Linked DNA regions of Homo sapiens: region 2 is linked to region 1. The links are chromatin contacts, found by Hi-C or POLR2A ChIA-PET in ENCODE. All regions are on one chromosome and are shown on one strand. The core of a region is the stretch at or near the end of the contact, and the rest is flanking DNA. Distances in the headings are between cores, read along the strand shown. Region 1 holds the start of CTNNBIP1 (catenin beta interacting protein 1). Region 2 holds the start of KIAA2013.

The links. A loop is a pair of places that touch in the nucleus more often than their neighbours do. ChIA-PET counts read pairs that join two places held with the same protein, here RNA polymerase II (POLR2A). Pooled maps may share reads with other maps.
Region 2: a loop to region 1 is called in a map of CD8-positive, alpha-beta T cell, with 7 times the contacts of the local background. The contact joins the promoter of KIAA2013 here to the promoter of CTNNBIP1 in region 1. A Hi-C loop is called at or near these places in 1 of 168 maps with a recorded cell type or tissue (CD8-positive, alpha-beta T cell) and 5 of 50 pooled maps. POLR2A ChIA-PET finds 5 or more read pairs at or near these places in 1 of 52 experiments (Caco-2).

The regions. Positions count from the first base shown.
Region 1 is chr1:9,907,651-9,912,487 of GRCh38, forward strand. It overlaps CTNNBIP1 (catenin beta interacting protein 1), which reads right to left and starts at 2,619. Exons shown (of 6, transcript NM_020248.3): 1 at 2,445-2,619. RefSeq lists silencers at 2,167-2,226, 2,397-2,456, 2,467-3,066 and enhancers at 3,214-3,887, 3,888-4,560.
Region 2 is chr1:11,922,985-11,927,821 of GRCh38, forward strand. KIAA2013 reads right to left here and starts at 3,443. Exons shown (of 3, transcript NM_138346.3): 1 at 2,221-3,443; 2 at 1-505. The coding sequence starts at 3,253. RefSeq lists enhancers at 2,387-3,049, 3,050-3,713, 3,368-3,662 and a silencer at 3,298-3,367.

The sequences.
Region 1 (4,837 bases), core at 1,369-3,868:
GTTTTTAAACCCACAAACCCTCTCCAATCAAGGAGGCGGGGACCTGTTCTGTGAGCACGTTGTTATGGGACATCTAACTCTCAGTCTCCAAAGTTTTGCTTTGCAGCTCTCCCAGAGGGAACAGACTGATTCCACCTCTTCGTTTCCACTGCCACTGCCCCGATCCCTCAAGCCACCATCATCTCTTGCCAGGCAGCTGCAATAGTCTGTCTCATAACTGGTATTCCTGCCTCCACCTTTGCTCCTTAGAATCCAGTCTCTACACAGTGGCCAGAACAATCTTTTGGAACAAATCAGACTTTATTCTTTCTCTGCTTAAAACCCTCCAATGGCCTCTAACTGTTCTTGGAATAAAATCCAAACTCTTTATTACGACCTACAAAATCTTTGTTTTGATCTACAGGTTCTTTTTCTCCACCCCCGCCCAAGACGGAGTTTTGCTCTGTTGCCCAGGCTGGAGTGCAGTGGCGCAATCTCGGCTCACCGCAACCTCCGCCTCCCAGGTTCAGGAAATTCTCCTGCCTCAGCCTCCCAAGTAGCTGGGACTACAGGCATGCACCACCACGCTCAGCTAATTTTTGTATTTTTAGTAGAGACAGGGTTTCACCATGTTGGTCAGGATGGTCTCGAACTCCTGACCTCGTGATCTGCCCGCCTTGGCCTCCCAAAGTGCTGGGATTACAGGCATGAACCACTGAGTCCGCCCTGATCCACAGATTCTTTTTTTTTTTTTTTTTTTTTGAGACGGAGTCTCGCTCTGTCGCCCAGACTGGAGTGCAGTGGCGTGACCTCGGCTCACTGCAAGTTCCACCTCCCGGGTTCACGCCATTCTCCTGCCTCAGCCTCTCCGAGTAGCTGGGACTACAGGTGCCCACCACCACGCCCAGCTAATTTTTTGTATTTGTAGTAGATATGGGGTTTCACCGTGGTCTCGATCTCCTAACCTCGTGATCCGCCCGCCTCGGCCTCCCAAAGTGCTGGGACTACAAGCGTGAGCCACCGCGCCCGGCCACAGATTCTTATATGTAATCTGGCCCCTCTCCATCTTCATAGCACTTACCACTACTGAAATTATTTTGTCCACTTGTTTGTTTACTCACTTATTGTCTGACTTTCCTCCTCTTTAAAATGTCATCTCTGAGGAGGGCAGAAACCGTGTCTGTCTTCACCACTAAAGCCCCAGTACTTGGAACGGTGCCTGGCACATAGTAAATGCTCACTACTGAATGAATGAATCTCCATCCCATAGAGGTGATTTGTATTTACAAGGGAGGACCACGAACTCCCCCAGCAAACCGTGAATGACACATTGGCATTTAACAGCCCGCACCTTTATTTATGATCCAAAGTCCTACTTTAAATCTGAGGAAGCTGCTGGTATCTCTGGACATTTTAATGGCACAAGAGATCAGTTATCACTTGGGGACACACTCCAGGAACTGGAGCCCAGTGGTTGTAGCAGGGAGCTAAGAGCCAAGGCTCCTGCGAACAGAACTTCAAGACAAACCATGACTTGCCTCCAGGTCCCTTACCCACACACCCTGTACCTCAATTTACCCAGCAGTTGGCCAGACATGTTCCTCTCAGTTCTGTGAGTGACAGGAGACAAAATAATTCACAGCTGGAGCATACTGAGATCCTCAGACAGGAGGTGGTGCAAGCCACACGTCTCATTATTCATAAAACTCTTGATTTGCGGCCAACACGGCCCCCGCCGCCTTCCCAGGGGCTAACCTGACAACAGGCACTGCTCAGACAAGTTCAGCTCACAAGGCAGAGGGAGGGATGGAGGGCCTAGCAGAGGCTGGGTGTCCAGACCTGAGTGTCTCGGTTACCAGGTTCCAAAAAAAGGAAGGTGGTTGGGGTGGGGTGATGAAAAGGAGGTGAGAGGTGCAGTTTGGGGCTCCAGGTGGTTAATTTTGCAGGTTCGTGCATACACGCCCGCCATCCAGGTGAGATATGTGCCCCCACCAGGTACCTTCCAGGAAGGCTCACCGGGGAGGGGTGGAATCGGGAGACGACAGTTCAATCAAACTACAGAGGGAGGAAGGGCGGCCCAGCGTTTAGTTTGGGGAAATATGGAGAGTAAGAGTCTCAGAGTGGGCGCAGGTGAGGGAAGAGGCAGGGGCCCAGAGGTCGGGAGGGCGGACGGGCGATGACAGGCACCCGGACGCGGTGAGGTGAGCAACAAGGTGGGCGGCGCGGACACCTGTGGAGGCGACCCCCGGGCGAAGAGTCAGGGAGGCGGGAGGTGGTCTGCGGCGAGAGGCGGCCAGGCCCAGACCAGGGCGCCGCGCCGCTGGGGCAGTCAGGGGTCCGAGCGGGGTCGGGGGCGCTCTCCGCGGCCCCTCCCCGGCAGACAAAGGGCTGGCCGCTCCCCCAAGCCCCGGCGCGGCGCGGCGCGGGCCCGGGCGGTGCAGGCGCGGCCCGGCCTCGGCGCTTACCTGGGCCGCCCGACCCGGCCGGGCCGGCAGGGGCAGCGGGTCCGGCGCGCAGCGCGCGGCGGCCTGTTCCGGGGCGTGCTCAGCCCGAGCAGCCGCTGCGGCGGCGGCAGTAGCAGCAGCAGGAGCGGCCGCCTCAGCCTCCGCCTCCCGCTCCGAGAGTCACCGCGGTGGGGAGGGAGGGAGGCGCCAGGCCGCCGGGGGAGGGACCGGCGGAGGGGGCGGCATCTGGCTCCGCGCGGGCTGCTGAGGCGCGGCGGCGGCAACGCCCCGGAGGGAGGCGGGCGCGTGGGGCCGGGCGCCGGGGCGGGGCCTGCGGGCGGGGCGGGGCCCGGGGCCGCGAATTGGTTAACTCAGCCTGTGGGCGGGGCTGCGCGGTGCGGGGCGGGGCCTTGTGGCGCATGTGAACGCTCATTGGGCCCTCCTGGAAGGGGGCGAGACCAGCGACATAGGGACGGGGCCATGCGGTGGGCGGGTGGAACACGGCGCCGGTAGTGAGTGGCCGAGTCCGCGCTGAGAGCAAAGGGGAGGAGCGGGCCGGGGGTGAGCAGGGAAGGCGGGTTGGGCGCGAGGAGGAGGCGGTGGCCTGGAGGAGGAGCCGGGTAAGGCTGAAGCTGGCGCTGCGGTAAAGCCACTCTGCGTGTCCCTATCTGCTCCAGGAGCACAGTGTTCCGGAAAAATAATGGCCTCTCCCACACACCGGTCTGTGTTTAAAAACGGGAGCAACAAGACGGGGCAGAATCCTTGGTGAGGCCAGTTTACCCAGAACCCCGGAAAATTCTGAAATGGACGAGGTTGCAGAACATTTAGAGGCGTGGTCTTCCTGCGTCGTTGAGCTGGGAACGTTGCTACCTCTGAGCTTGGGGCCTAACCTGGGATTAACCTAGCCCAGAGAGCCCAGGGATGGGCCTCCGTAGGTCCATTAAACTCAGAAGGTCGTGTGTACTGGTAGTGAGTGGATTTTTCGGGGGAAGGGTGCCCATGATTAAAATGTTTCTACAGAAAGTCTGGCTGTATTTGGAGAGGGTACAGGGAGAAGCAGCCCATTTTAGGTAAAATGCAAATTGCTTTTAACATCCGCCTTCCTTTTAAAGGGACCTGTATCTTTAAGTGTGGTCTCATTTTCAGCAGTTTAAATTATCAGTTACACAGTGTGACACTAACCCCAGTTCAGAAGCCCTCCTACCCTACTCCTCCCACAGCCTTTCTTTTTACACCTTTTCTGTACCATCCTCTTCCACTCCACATTTCTTCCCCTTCCCTATGCAAAAAGAATACGAAGTCCTTTTTTGTTTGTTCGTTTATAATATAATATCCACATTACTCTTTACTCATTTGGGGGGTTTTTTTGTTTTTGAGAGGGAGTCTCGCTCTGTCGCCCAGGCTCAGGTGCAGTGGCGCGATCTTGGCTCACCGCAACCTCCGCTTCCCGGGTTCAAGCGATTCTCCTGCCTCAGCCTCCTGAGTAGATGGGATTACCGGCATGCGCCCCGGCTAATTTTTGTATTTTTAGTAGAGACGGGTTTTCTCTATGTTGGCCAGGCTGGTCTCCAACTTCTGACCCCAAGTGGTCTGCCCGCCTCGGCCTCCCAAAATGCTAGGATTACAGGCCTGAGACACCGCACCCGGCCTGCTCACACTTTTTCATACTTAATAGGTCCCCGGCCGGGCGCAGTGGCTCATGCCTGTAATCTCAGCACTTTGGGAGGCCAAGGCAGACAGATCACCTGAGGTCGGGAGTTGGAGACCAGCCTGACCAACATGAAGAAACCCCGTCTCTACTAAAAATACAAAAATTAGCCGGGCGTGGTGGCGCATGCCTGTAATCCCAGCTACTCAGGAGACTGAGGCAGGAAAATCGCTTGAACCCGGGAGGCGAGGGTGCAGTGAGCCGAGATTGCGCCATTGCACTCCAGCCTGGGCAACAAGAGCGAAACTCTGTCTGAAAAAAAAAAAAAAAAAAAAATTGGTCCCCAAGTGGGTTTCTCCTACAGTGTCCCCACCTTCAGTAACTGGCACCACTCTCTACCCAGTTGCTTACACCAGACACTTAAATTGTACCGTTGACACCACTCTTTCCTTTATTCTTCATTTCCAGTCCATGTTGTTTCCAATTCTAAATGGTGTCCTTAATCTCTCCACCTCCTACCATCTCTACCCCTCTTTCCCAGTTTAACCTGCCACCAGCTATCACCTTGACTCCTGCAATAACCCTTCAAGCAGTCTCTCCTTTAGGCTCTCCTTACGCCCCCATTCACTGCCCACACAGCAACTAAAGGAAACTTCTTAAAATCTTGTCAGACCTGCGCTATTCAACGACTTCTCTTCATTTTCACGAGGAAGTTCAAAGTCCTTAGTGTGGCAACAAGGCCTTACAGGATCTGGCTACAGCCTGA
Region 2 (4,837 bases), core at 2,193-4,692, 2.0 Mb after region 1:
GACTCCACGGACACGTGTAGGTAGGGCTTGCCCTCGGCATCCGCCAGCACGGCCAGGTTGATATGGTCGTTCTTGTAGCGGATGCCATGCAATGCATAGCTGTTGTGCAGCACGTCGGGGTCGGCCTGGAACTGGAGGTGGTTCTCTGTGAACTGCAGCCCCCCAAAGCTGAGCACCATCCCCTGCAGGATGCCTGGGGCACCCACCTTCACCAGCCCCTTGCAGCCACGCTTCTGGAGGGTCAGCCTCCACAGGTCAGAGAGCTGCAGGATCTGCTGGACGGAGGACAGCCGCCCCGGCCACAGGTTCTCGGCGTGCATGGTGGCGTGCCCGCTGAAGCAGTGATCTTCATAGTTGAGCGTCGACTCCATCTGGTCTCGCTCCCTGTGGCTCAGGGAGGGGCTGAGCAGTGGGGCTGGCGAGCAGGAGAGCATGTAATAGAGCGTCAGGTTCACGGTGAGGCCAGACGGCGTGTGGGTGTCAGTGATCTTCTTCATTTCCACTCCTGCAACACCATGAAAGCGGCATGTTAAGGGGGAAGGACAGCTGGGAGGCAGAGCATACGAAATAAAGACCAAGGGCAGCAGAAGAGTGAGGTGTTGTGCCTTAATGATAAAGACAGTGGTGCCCATCTCCCTAAAGTATAGAAGAAAGTCAGCCTGTCTTGTTTACACGACCAACTTGAGCCTGTGGGCCTGAAATCTAGAATCCTGTTAAAAAGCAGCGGGGCCTGGTGCCAGAGCCCAGAGGAACACAGACTTAGCCAGGACTTGGCACCAACCCTATGGTCAGACATCCTGCGCCAGATCAGTCACCAGTGCTGAGGCCAGTCTCAGGCCACTTCTCCTCTCTGTCCTTTCTCTCTCCAGTCTTGTAGCTTTATGTATGTATGTATTTATTTGTTTATTGAGACAGAGTCTCACTGTGTTGCCCAGGCTTGAGTGCAGTGGAACGATCTCAGGTTACTACAGCCTCCGCCTCCCGGGTTCAAGTGATTCTCCCGTCTCAGCCTTTGAGTAGCTGGGACTACAGGTGCAGGCCACCACCCATGCCTAAAACAGCCCTGGCAGAAGCATTCAATAGACACTTGCTGAATAAACACGTGCTGGGCCCCTTTGCTACTGATGGATTCAACAGCCCTAAGATTTAAAAACATACACACACACAACTTTGTTTCTGTGAAGATGACCATCCTCTCGCCGGGCGCGGTGGCTCACGCCTGTAATCCCAGCACTTTGGGAGGCCAAGGTGGACGGATCATGAGGTCAGGTTAAGTTTTGTATTTTTAGTAGAGACAAGGTTTCGCCACGTTGGCCAGGTTGGCTTGAACTCCTGACCTCAGGTGATCCACCTGCCTCAGCCTCCCAAAGTGCTGGGATTACAGCGTGAGCCACCGCGCCCAGCCAGCACATTCTAGCCTAAAAAGATGCCTTATTTTAATTTTAATTTTCACTTTTCTAATGTCTGTCTTCCTCCCAACCAGAATTTAAGCAAGCACCATGAGAACAGGAACTCTGGTTCCCATCTGCACCCCCCCATGCATAGAACAGCCCTGGCAGAAGCATTCAATAGATACTTGCTGAATGAACTCAACTCTCTGAGCAACCAAACACAAAGGTTCAGACAATTGGAACCCTGGAAACCAAAACCCCTCTCTCATCCAGAACAGGATTTTCTTTTCTTTAACAGTCAACGAGAGGAGAGTTTTCATCGGGCGGGAGCATCTCAACCTGCTAAAAGGGATTCTCCAACCTCCCTGTGAACCAGTTGCAGCCACAACTGCCAGGACGCACCTCAGCCTAGCAGGGGTTATGTCAAGAAGCCCACGTCTGTCACCAGGCCGACTGCGGTGCTGAGCAAAGAATCAGGGGATCCACCTGCTGGTTTCACCTCTGCAAACTGACTCTAAAACACTTCACTCTGCTCACATCAGGCCCCATCTACCAAAACAAGTAACAGAAAGAATTGACCTTTACACTCAATTGTCCACTACAGTCTCATAAAAACCTTCTGAGGTAGGCGTTATTGTTATTAAATACAGGCCCAGAGAGATTAGGCGACGAATCCAAAGGTCGCACAGACACTAAGCAGTTGAGCAGATTCAACCACTGGTGAAACGCCAAGCCCAAGTTTCAACCACCCCACCATCACCTTCAGTGTCACCTCTGCAGACTTGGGAGGGACATATCTAGGGTGGACCAAGCGCTGGCCAGGACTCACCTGGGCTGAAGAGCTGAGCCCAGAGGAGCTGGTGGTCTTGAAGCAGCTCCGCCGCTGGCATGTCCAAGAGCTCCAGCATTTCCTTCCGTGCCAAGTCCTGCAGCGCCTTGAGCTCCTTGGCTGCTTTGCTTTTGAGCACCTGGGGGTTAATGGGGCCAGAGACGTGCACCACCCACAGCACCGTCTCATCCAGCTGCGTCTTGGGAGCCACTTGGAGGCGGTTCACCAGCTTCTTGGCGGCCACCACCACCAGGTGCACCAACCCAGTGGGCGTAGGCGGGGACCGGCCTGAGTAGAGGAGGAACTGATGGTCTCCGACCTTCTCCAGGGTACTGGTGAAGGCCTTGGGGGCTGGGCCGGCAGTGGGCCCCACAGTCTGCAGCGCGGCCACGCGCTCCGTGGGGTTGTTGAGCTGGATGCGCTGCAGGTAGACGTGGGGTCGGCCCCTGTGCGCCAGAAAGTCCTCTTGCAGCAGCACGCAGTCGCGGCCGGACCCCGCGGCAAGGCCAGAGACGGAGGCGGGCCCGGGGCCGGCGGCCACGGGGCCAGGACCTGGGGACCCCAGCTGCAGGCAACGCACGCGGCGCAGAAGCCCCTCCCGCAGCAGCAGCACCGCCTCTCCAGCTTCAGCCAGCGCGCTCAGCGGGCGCAGCTGCACGAAGGGCACAAAGTCCGGCGCCACGGCGGGCTCCCGCTCCCCGGGAGTCACCCACAGCCGATTGGCAGCCACGTCCAGGGCCAGGAAGCCGTTGGCCACCAGGGCCGGCACTCCAGGACCCAGCGGTACCACCTCACCGCGCTCCCGCAGGCCGCGCCAGGCGCGGGTGGCCGCCTCCAGGCAGGCAGACGGCTCGGCGGCGCCCGGCTCACCGCGGGACCAGGGCAGCAGGTGCAGGCCGCCCGCCGCCCGCCGCGCGCCGGACCCCCCAAACCACAGAAGCAGCAGCAGGAGGCCAAGCAGGCAGAGGAGGCGGCGGGCCCAGCTGCTCGACAGCAGTCCCGGCAGCCCCTTGAGCCGCTGCTGCAGCCACATCGGGCCGCCAGGCGCGGGCAAGGGTGCGAGGGCGGCCGCCGGGCCCGCCGCCCAGCCCACCGGCCCGGCCGCCCGCGCCTCACTGCCCGGCCCGGACCGCGGCGCCCACCCCGGCCCCCGCCGCAACCGCCGCAGCAGCCGCCACCCCTGCTTCCTCCTTCTTCTCGGTGGCCTCCAGCCGTCAAACGACGCCGGCGGTCAAGCGTCGCCGTGTCTTTTACGACAGATGGAAAACGGGAGGGCGGAGGGAGGAGAGAGAGCAGGCCGGAGAGAAGGGGGCGGAGCCACGGCGAGGGCGGGACAAAAGCTGCCGGGGGCGGGACCACTCGTTCCCAGGCCGGAAGAGTGAAGTCCAGTGGAGTTAAGTGCAGGGGTCTGGGGAGGACTGGAAGCATCCAATTCACTCGTGAAAAAAACATCGAGCCAGCCAAACCGAACACGTGTTGGGCCCCTTTGCTACTGATGGATTCAACAGCCCCAAAATTTAAAAACATACACACACACACACACAACAACTTTGTTTCTGTAAAAATGACCATCCTCTCGCCGCGCGCGGTGGCTCACGCCTGTAATCCCAGCACTTTGGGAGGCCAAGGCGGGCGGATCACGAGGTCAGCAGTTTGAGACCAGCCTGACCAACATGGTGAAACCCCATCTCTACTAAAAATACAAAAACTAGCCGGGCGTGGTGGCGCATGCCTGTAATCCCTGCTCCTCAGGAGGCTGAGGTAGGAGAACTGCTTGAACCCGTGAGGCGGAGGTTGCAGGCTTGCAGTGAGCCGAGATCACGCCACTGCACTCCAGCCTGGGCGACAGAGTGAGACTCTGTCTCAAAAAAAAAAAAAAAAAAAAAGACTATCCTCACTGCAAAAAAACACTTGGAACAATACGAAAAAGTGGAGGAAAAAAAAAGGAGAGAGAAGAAGAGGAAGAAAGAAGAAGAAAGGAAAAGGGAGGAGGAGGGGAAGGGGAACCACCAGAGGCCAGGAGTGGTGGCTCACGTCTGTAATTCCAGCACTTTAGGAGGCTGAGATGGGCAAATCACTTGAGGTCAGGAGTTCGAAACCAGCCTGACCAACATGGTGAAAACCTGTCTCTACTAAAAATACAAAAATTAGGCTGGGCACGGTGGCTCACGCCTGTAATCCCAGCATTTTGGGAGGCCGAGGCCGCCAGATCACGAGATCAGGAGATCGAGACCATCCTGGCTAACACGGTGAAACCCTGTCTCTACTAAAAATATAAAAAATTAGCCAGGCGTGGTGGCAGGCGCCTGTAGTCCCAGCTACTCGGGAGGCTGAGGCAGGAGAATGGCGTGAACCCGGGAGGCGGTGCTTGCAGTGAGCCAAGATCGCGCCACTGCACTCCAGCCTGGGTGACAGAGGGAGACTCTGTCTCAAAAAAAAAAAAATAAATAAATAAAAATAAAAAAATAAAAATGCAAAAATTAGCTGGGCGTGGTGGTGGGCGCCTGTAATCCCAGCTACTTGAGAGACTGAGGCACGAGAATCGCTTGAACCAGGGAGGCAGAGGTTGCAGTGAGCCGAGATCGCGCCACTGCACTCCAGCCTGGGCAACAGAGCG